Regions from separate parts of the Homo sapiens genome. Here region 1 is linked to region 2. A link is an interaction called in ENCODE POLR2A ChIA-PET data of the cell type or tissue named here. Cell type or tissue: OCI-LY7. All regions are shown on one strand. Each heading gives the region's core, and the rest is flanking DNA. Links, peaks and the distances in the headings are about the cores only. Region 1 holds the start of LOC124904243 (a long non-coding RNA gene). Region 2 overlaps ANKRD12 (ankyrin repeat domain 12).

Evidence for each region. ChIA-PET counts read pairs that join two places held together with the same protein. Peaks named below come from ENCODE experiments on the same cell type or tissue, not always from the same donor. Only the 100,000 strongest peaks of a DNase experiment are listed, where the experiment ranks them.
Region 1: POLR2A ChIA-PET joins it to region 2 with 11 read pairs; 5 of 35 experiments call an interaction of 5 or more read pairs at or near these places.

What each region holds. Positions count from the first base shown.
Region 1 is chr18:9,065,522-9,068,436 of GRCh38, forward strand. It overlaps LOC124904243 (a long non-coding RNA gene), which reads right to left and starts at 270. Exons shown (of 2, transcript XR_007066278.1): 1 at 1-270. RefSeq lists an enhancer at 1,131-1,350. In OCI-LY7, for the core only: no CTCF peak of the experiment used is centred there; DNase peaks (open chromatin) are centred at 450, 1,050 and 1,500; H3K4me3 peaks cover 1,033 bases; H3K27ac peaks cover 2,500 bases.
Region 2 is chr18:9,159,712-9,162,626 of GRCh38, forward strand. All of the region lies in intron 1 of ANKRD12 (ankyrin repeat domain 12), which reads left to right. Among named protein-coding and RNA genes, the nearest start is that of ANKRD12, 24 kb to the left of the region's middle. In OCI-LY7, for the core only: no CTCF peak of the experiment used is centred there; no DNase peak of the experiment used is centred there.

The DNA.
Region 1 (2,915 bases), core at 312-2,811, 94 kb before region 2:
CCTTCCTCCTTTTGTCTTCTATTCCTAGAAGTCTGTGGCTTTTCATAGTTTGGGGATTTTGTTGTTGTTGTTTTGACAGAAGAATTAAGGTCACACATGTATTTAATGCCCTGAGCCAAGTAGTGTCTTTTCCCAAAGGCCACAGAGCTTTGCCTAGGTGCCTCTGCACCGTCATCACGCTCTCATTGACCTTCCTTTCTCTTCCTCCAGGTCCAGGGGAAGTAAAAATCCCAAATCAAAAATCCCCTTAAAGCTTTATTAAAATGAGAGCTAGAAAGAAAAAAAAGATTAAAATAAATAAATGAATAAATAAAGTAAGAGCTAACAGCTAATATTTATGACGTGCTCACCATGTGCTGAGCATTCTACATAAATTCTGTCACTCCCACTTCACAGTACCTCCACGAAGTAGGTACAAATGCAAAAATCTCAGCCTCAGTGAGGGTAAGTGACTTGTCTGAGGTGCTCTGAGTACTGAATGATGGAACATTCATGTGTACCTAAACAGTCTGACCATGCAGCCATGCTCCAGCCACAGTGCAACGTGCAACACTGGTCGGGGGAGCTAACAAGGAGTTAACAAGGCAGTGAGTAACACTGCAGCTGTTACAAGAACCACTAGAAATCGTGGATTTGCAGAATATCAACAATATTTTGTCCTTGTCTTGAAGGAAAGGTACTAGGGCTAGGATTACTTTTTTTTTTTTTTTTTTTGAGACAAGGTATCGCTCTATCTCCCAAGCTCACTGGCTCACTGCAGCCTTGAACTCCTGGGCTCAAGCAACCCTCCCGCCTCGGCCTCCCTAAGTGTTGGGATTATGAGCATAAGCCATGGCGCCTGGCCTACGGTTACTTTTAGAATGTCTTCTTTCAGGATTCTCTAGGTTTTACTCTAGGATTTGGCTGGAATAGAATGCTGGTAAAGCTACCTAAGGTTTAGGCCCCCAGGTGATTCCCGGTAGTGAGATTCTTAGCAACTTTCAGAACCCACATCCGTGCTTGCTCCCTTTTTACTACATCAGCCGCTGACTCAGGACCAAGCTTTATTTGGTCTCAGCAGCCACCTGAGAACAGCAGTTGCTCAGAATTCTGCCCTGGTTGCTGGGGTTTCTACCTAAGGCCCTACCCTGTCTGGTCCCAAAGGTTCCTCTTCTTGGATTCAAGCTAACCTTGGCCTGCATTGATTTGGATGTTACCTTTTCCCTATACCAGCTCCACCCTGGAAGTTTCTTTGGCTCAGACTCCTAGAAAACCAGAAGCTGCCCTTGCCTTTGCCTTCTGTCCTTCTCAGTTTGTCCAAAATATTCCTCACCAAGCCATATAGGCTGGCTTGACCTTAAATGAATTTCAGCCCCTCTTCACTATGCTGTTCAGTTGGCACCTGGCCTGTTCTCAGTGGGGCCTGGTGACCGCGATGGCAGGTGCCTCTCTTGGGGAACCCAACCGCCTTTCATGGGATCTTCCAACCCAACTGTTACTTCCTATTTGAAAGCTTTAGACCCAAGTAGGTCCACTACAAACTCTGTTTCCAGCCAGGGGGACTTTTCTAATTCTCAGTTCATTTGCACAACAGAAATGACACCAAACCCAGTGGGTGTTCATGTCCCTCCCAGATCAGGTGACCAGCTCTGCAACCCCACTCTCTTCCCCTGGTTCTTTCTGATGATTCACCTATGAGTTACACACCTTCCCCTGTGCTAGGGCTGTCCTCTAGCCTAGACCCTACCGAGATATTCTGACAGTGTTGAGCCGTGCTTTTCACATTTCAGTCTTTCATTTATAGTGGTCACAATTTTTGTCATAGATAAATAAGTATCATCCGTACTATTAGTTATTTAATGTATTTTTCTTTAAATCACTTAGTTTTTAACTTTAAACCCAATATTCTTCAGTGTTGCCCTAAATAATATTACCTTCAAGATCAGTGGTTGGATATGCTAGTTATATATTTACTTTTTTTTTTATTTTTTGTTTAGTTTTTTATTTTATTTGAATCATCCACCTCAAAATGTCACTAGTTATATATTTTCTTTTCTTTCTTTCTTTCCTTTTTTTTTTTTTTTTTTTGAGACAGAGTCTCACTCTGTTGCCTAGGCTGGAGTGCAAACCTCCGCCTCCTGGGTTCAAGTGATTCTTGTGCCTCAGTCTCCCAAGTAGCTGGGATTACAGGCGTGCACCACCACACATGGATAATTTTTGTATTTTTGGTAGAGACGAGGTTTCACCATGTTGGCCAGGCTGGTCTTGGAACTCCAGACCTCAGGTGATCTGCCCACCTTGGCCTCCCAAAGTGCTGGGATTACAGGTGTGAGCCACCTTACCCGGCCTAGTTATATATTTTCAAACACACATTAACTAAACAAATAATTATAAGCACTGAGTCCATCAATGTCAATATGACACAGCTTTTTTTCCAGGAAACACTCGCCCAGGAAAATAAGACTGTAAGCCAATATGTAACTTGGCAATTTGCTTCAGAAAATTCCTGCAAATCAATGTATTTGGGCAGGCAGTTTGCTTACCTGGGCAAAGAGCTCGTTTATTAGACAAGTTTACTCCTAAGGACCTTTGCCTCACATGCCTTCCAATCCTGAACGATTATGTCAGAAACTGAGCCCAACCCAACCCCAATCTGTTCTCATGGTTTTGCCGCCTTGCCCAGACCGGTCTCAAACTCCTCAACTCAAGCAATCCACCTGCCTCGGCCTCCCAAAGTGCTGGGATTACAGGTGTGAGCCACCACGCATGACCTGACATTTTATTTCTTTTTTAAATTTATTTTATTTTCATCTTTTTTCATTTTTTGTTCTGAAATTTCATATGTTCAACTGTTTACCACCTAAAATCATCTCATCCATTAGGAGTGGTAGGCACAGCAGCCTTTGATGAAACATTTCCCCTAAAAACACAATAAG
Region 2 (2,915 bases), core at 105-2,604:
TACAGGCGTGAGCCACTGCGCCTGGCCCTTCACCATCCATTTATTAATATTTAATTGTTCATTTTCTTTATACATGTATAGTAGTTTCAGATTTTTTTTTTTTAATTATTTGAGACAGAGTCTTGCTCTGTCACCCAGGCTAGGGTACAATGTCATGACCATAGCTTACCACAGCCTCAAACTCCTGGGCTCAAGTGATCCTCCTGCCTCAGCCTCCCAAGTAGCTGGGACTACAGATGTCCACCACCACACGCAGCTCATTTTAAAATATTTGTTACTCTTGCCCGGTGGCTCATGCCTGTAATCCCCGCACTTTGGGAGTCCGAGGTGGGCAGATCACTTGAGCTCAGGAGTTTGAGACCAGCCTGGGCAACATGGTAAAACCGTGTCTCTACCAAAAATACAAAATATTAGCTGGGTGTGGTGGCATGGGTCTGTGGTCCCAGCTACTTGGGAGGCTGAGGTGTGATCACAGCTCAGTGCAACCTCAGCTACGTGGACTCAGGTGATCCTCCCACTTCAGCCTTCTGAGTAGCTGGGACCACAGACTGTGCTGAGGCACCTGGCTAATTAAAAAACAATTTTTTTAGAGATGGGTTCTCACCAGCTCAGTCTGGTCTCAAACTCCTGGCCTCAAGTGATCCTCCTACCTTGGGCTTCCAAAGTGCTAGGATTATAGGCATGAACTCCTGTGCCCAGCTTAAACTATTTTAAGTATATAATCCAGTGGTTTTTTTAGTATATTCACAGTGATGTGCAGCTATTGCCACTGCCTGATTCCAGAACACTTGTCATCGCCCAAAGGAAACCCTTGTAACCATTAAGCAGTCACTCCATATTTTCCCAGTCCCCTGGCAAGCACTGATGGAGCTTTCTAAAAAGTGTTTTTTTATCACTCTACTCAGATACTCCGATTCAGTAGCTCTGAAAATGAAGCTAGGGATCTGTATCTTTTTTAAAAAGTATTCTTCTTGCTTCTGGTAACCAGGGAAGTTTGCGTTATCAAGTGTTATGAGCCTAAAAGAACAGCTTATTAAATTTGAGAGTAAATTGTAATGTTCTAGAAGCAGTTAATATGAATCAAGGAGCACCTAATCAAAGCTAAAAACAGTGCCAACACAATTTGATCGTCTTTAAAAGTCAGTTTAGATAGGGTTGAAATGAAAGAAATCATTTTATAAACTGTCAGCCTGTTGCATTTGTGTTTAGATTTCAGGTAAATTTAATCTGTAGTCAGTATTCATCCATCACTCAGTTTTGGTGTATTTTGTTCTCCTTGGTTTCCCCTAGTTTTTGTTTTTTGTTTTTGTAGAGATGAGGTCTCACTATGTTGCTTAGGCTAGTTTTGAACTCCTGGGCTCAAGCAATCCTCTTGCCTTGGCCTGTGTGTGTGTGTGTTGTTGTTGTTGTTGTTTTCCTTAAATTTTTTAAAAACTCCTGCTTACCTTAGTTCAGTCAGAGGGAAGCTATCCTTCTCCATGACCTCCAATACCTTAGTAAAACTGAGCTCTTAAAGAGTGAGTACTTATTGCCCAGTATGTAGCCATGGTAAAACTAAGTATATCTGAAAACTTAGTTGTGAAAGATTTGTAGACAGACTTTAACTTTGATCCCTTTTTGTCCTTTTTTTTCTCTATTTCTGTTTTTATTTTATTTTATTTATTTATTTTTATTATTTTTTTGAGACAGAGTCTCGCTCTGTCACCCAGGCTGGAGTGCAGTGGCGCGATCTCGGCTCACTGCAAGCTCCGCCTCCCAGGTTCACACCATTCTCCTGCCTCAGCCTCCTGAGTAGCTGGGACCACAGGCGCCCGCCACCACGCCTGGCTAATTTTTTGTATTTTTAGTAGAGACGGGGTTTCACCGAGTTAGACCAGGATGGTCTCGATCTGCTGACCTTGTGATCCGCCCGCCTCGGCCTTCCAAAGTGCTGGGATTACAGGTGTGAGCCACTGCACCTGACCTCTTTTTATTTTTAATAGAAAAAAGAATTGTGTATAGTTACGGGGTACTATGTGATATGTTGATGTGTGTGTGTGTGTATATATATATAAAATATATATATATGGAATGATTATACCAAGCTAATTAACACATTCATTATCTCTCATATATTTTGTTGCAGTGAGAACATTTACCTACATTATTTATTTATTTATAACGTTTTTTAGAGACAGGGTCTCACTCTGTTGCCAGGCTGGAGTGCAGTGACACAATCATAGCTCACTGCAGCTTTAAACTCCTGGGTGCAAGCCATCCTCCTGCTCTAGCCTCCTGAGTAGCTGTGACTACAGGGGCATGCCACCACACCCAGCCAATTTTTTTTCCTTCAGCTTTTAAGTTATGGGGTACATGTGCAGTATGTGCAGGTTTGTTACCTAGGTAAACATATGCCGTGGTGGTTTGCTGCACAGATCAACCCATCACCTTGGTATTAAGCCTAGCATCCATTAGCTATTCTTCCTGATGCTATCCCTCCCCCAACCCCTCCCTCCTAAAGGCCCCAGTGTGTTTGTCCCCCCCCACCCCAATATGTCCATGTGTTCTCATCGTTGAGCTCACACTTATAAGTGAGAACATGTGGTGTTTGGTTTTCTTTTCCTGTGTTAGTTTGCTGAGGATGATAACAGCTTCCAGCTCCATCCATGTCTCTGCAAAGGACATGATCTCTTTCCTTTTTATGGCTGCATAGTATTCTGTGGTGTATGTTTACCACATTTTCTTTATCCAGTCTATCATTGATGGGCATTGGGGTTGATTCCATGTCTTTGCTATTGTGAAGAGTGGTGCAGTGAAGATACACATGCATGTATCTTTGTAATAGAATGATTTATATTCCTTTGGGTATATACCTAGTAATGAGATGGCTGGGTCAAATGGTATTTCTGCCTCTAGATCTTTGAGGAATCGCCACG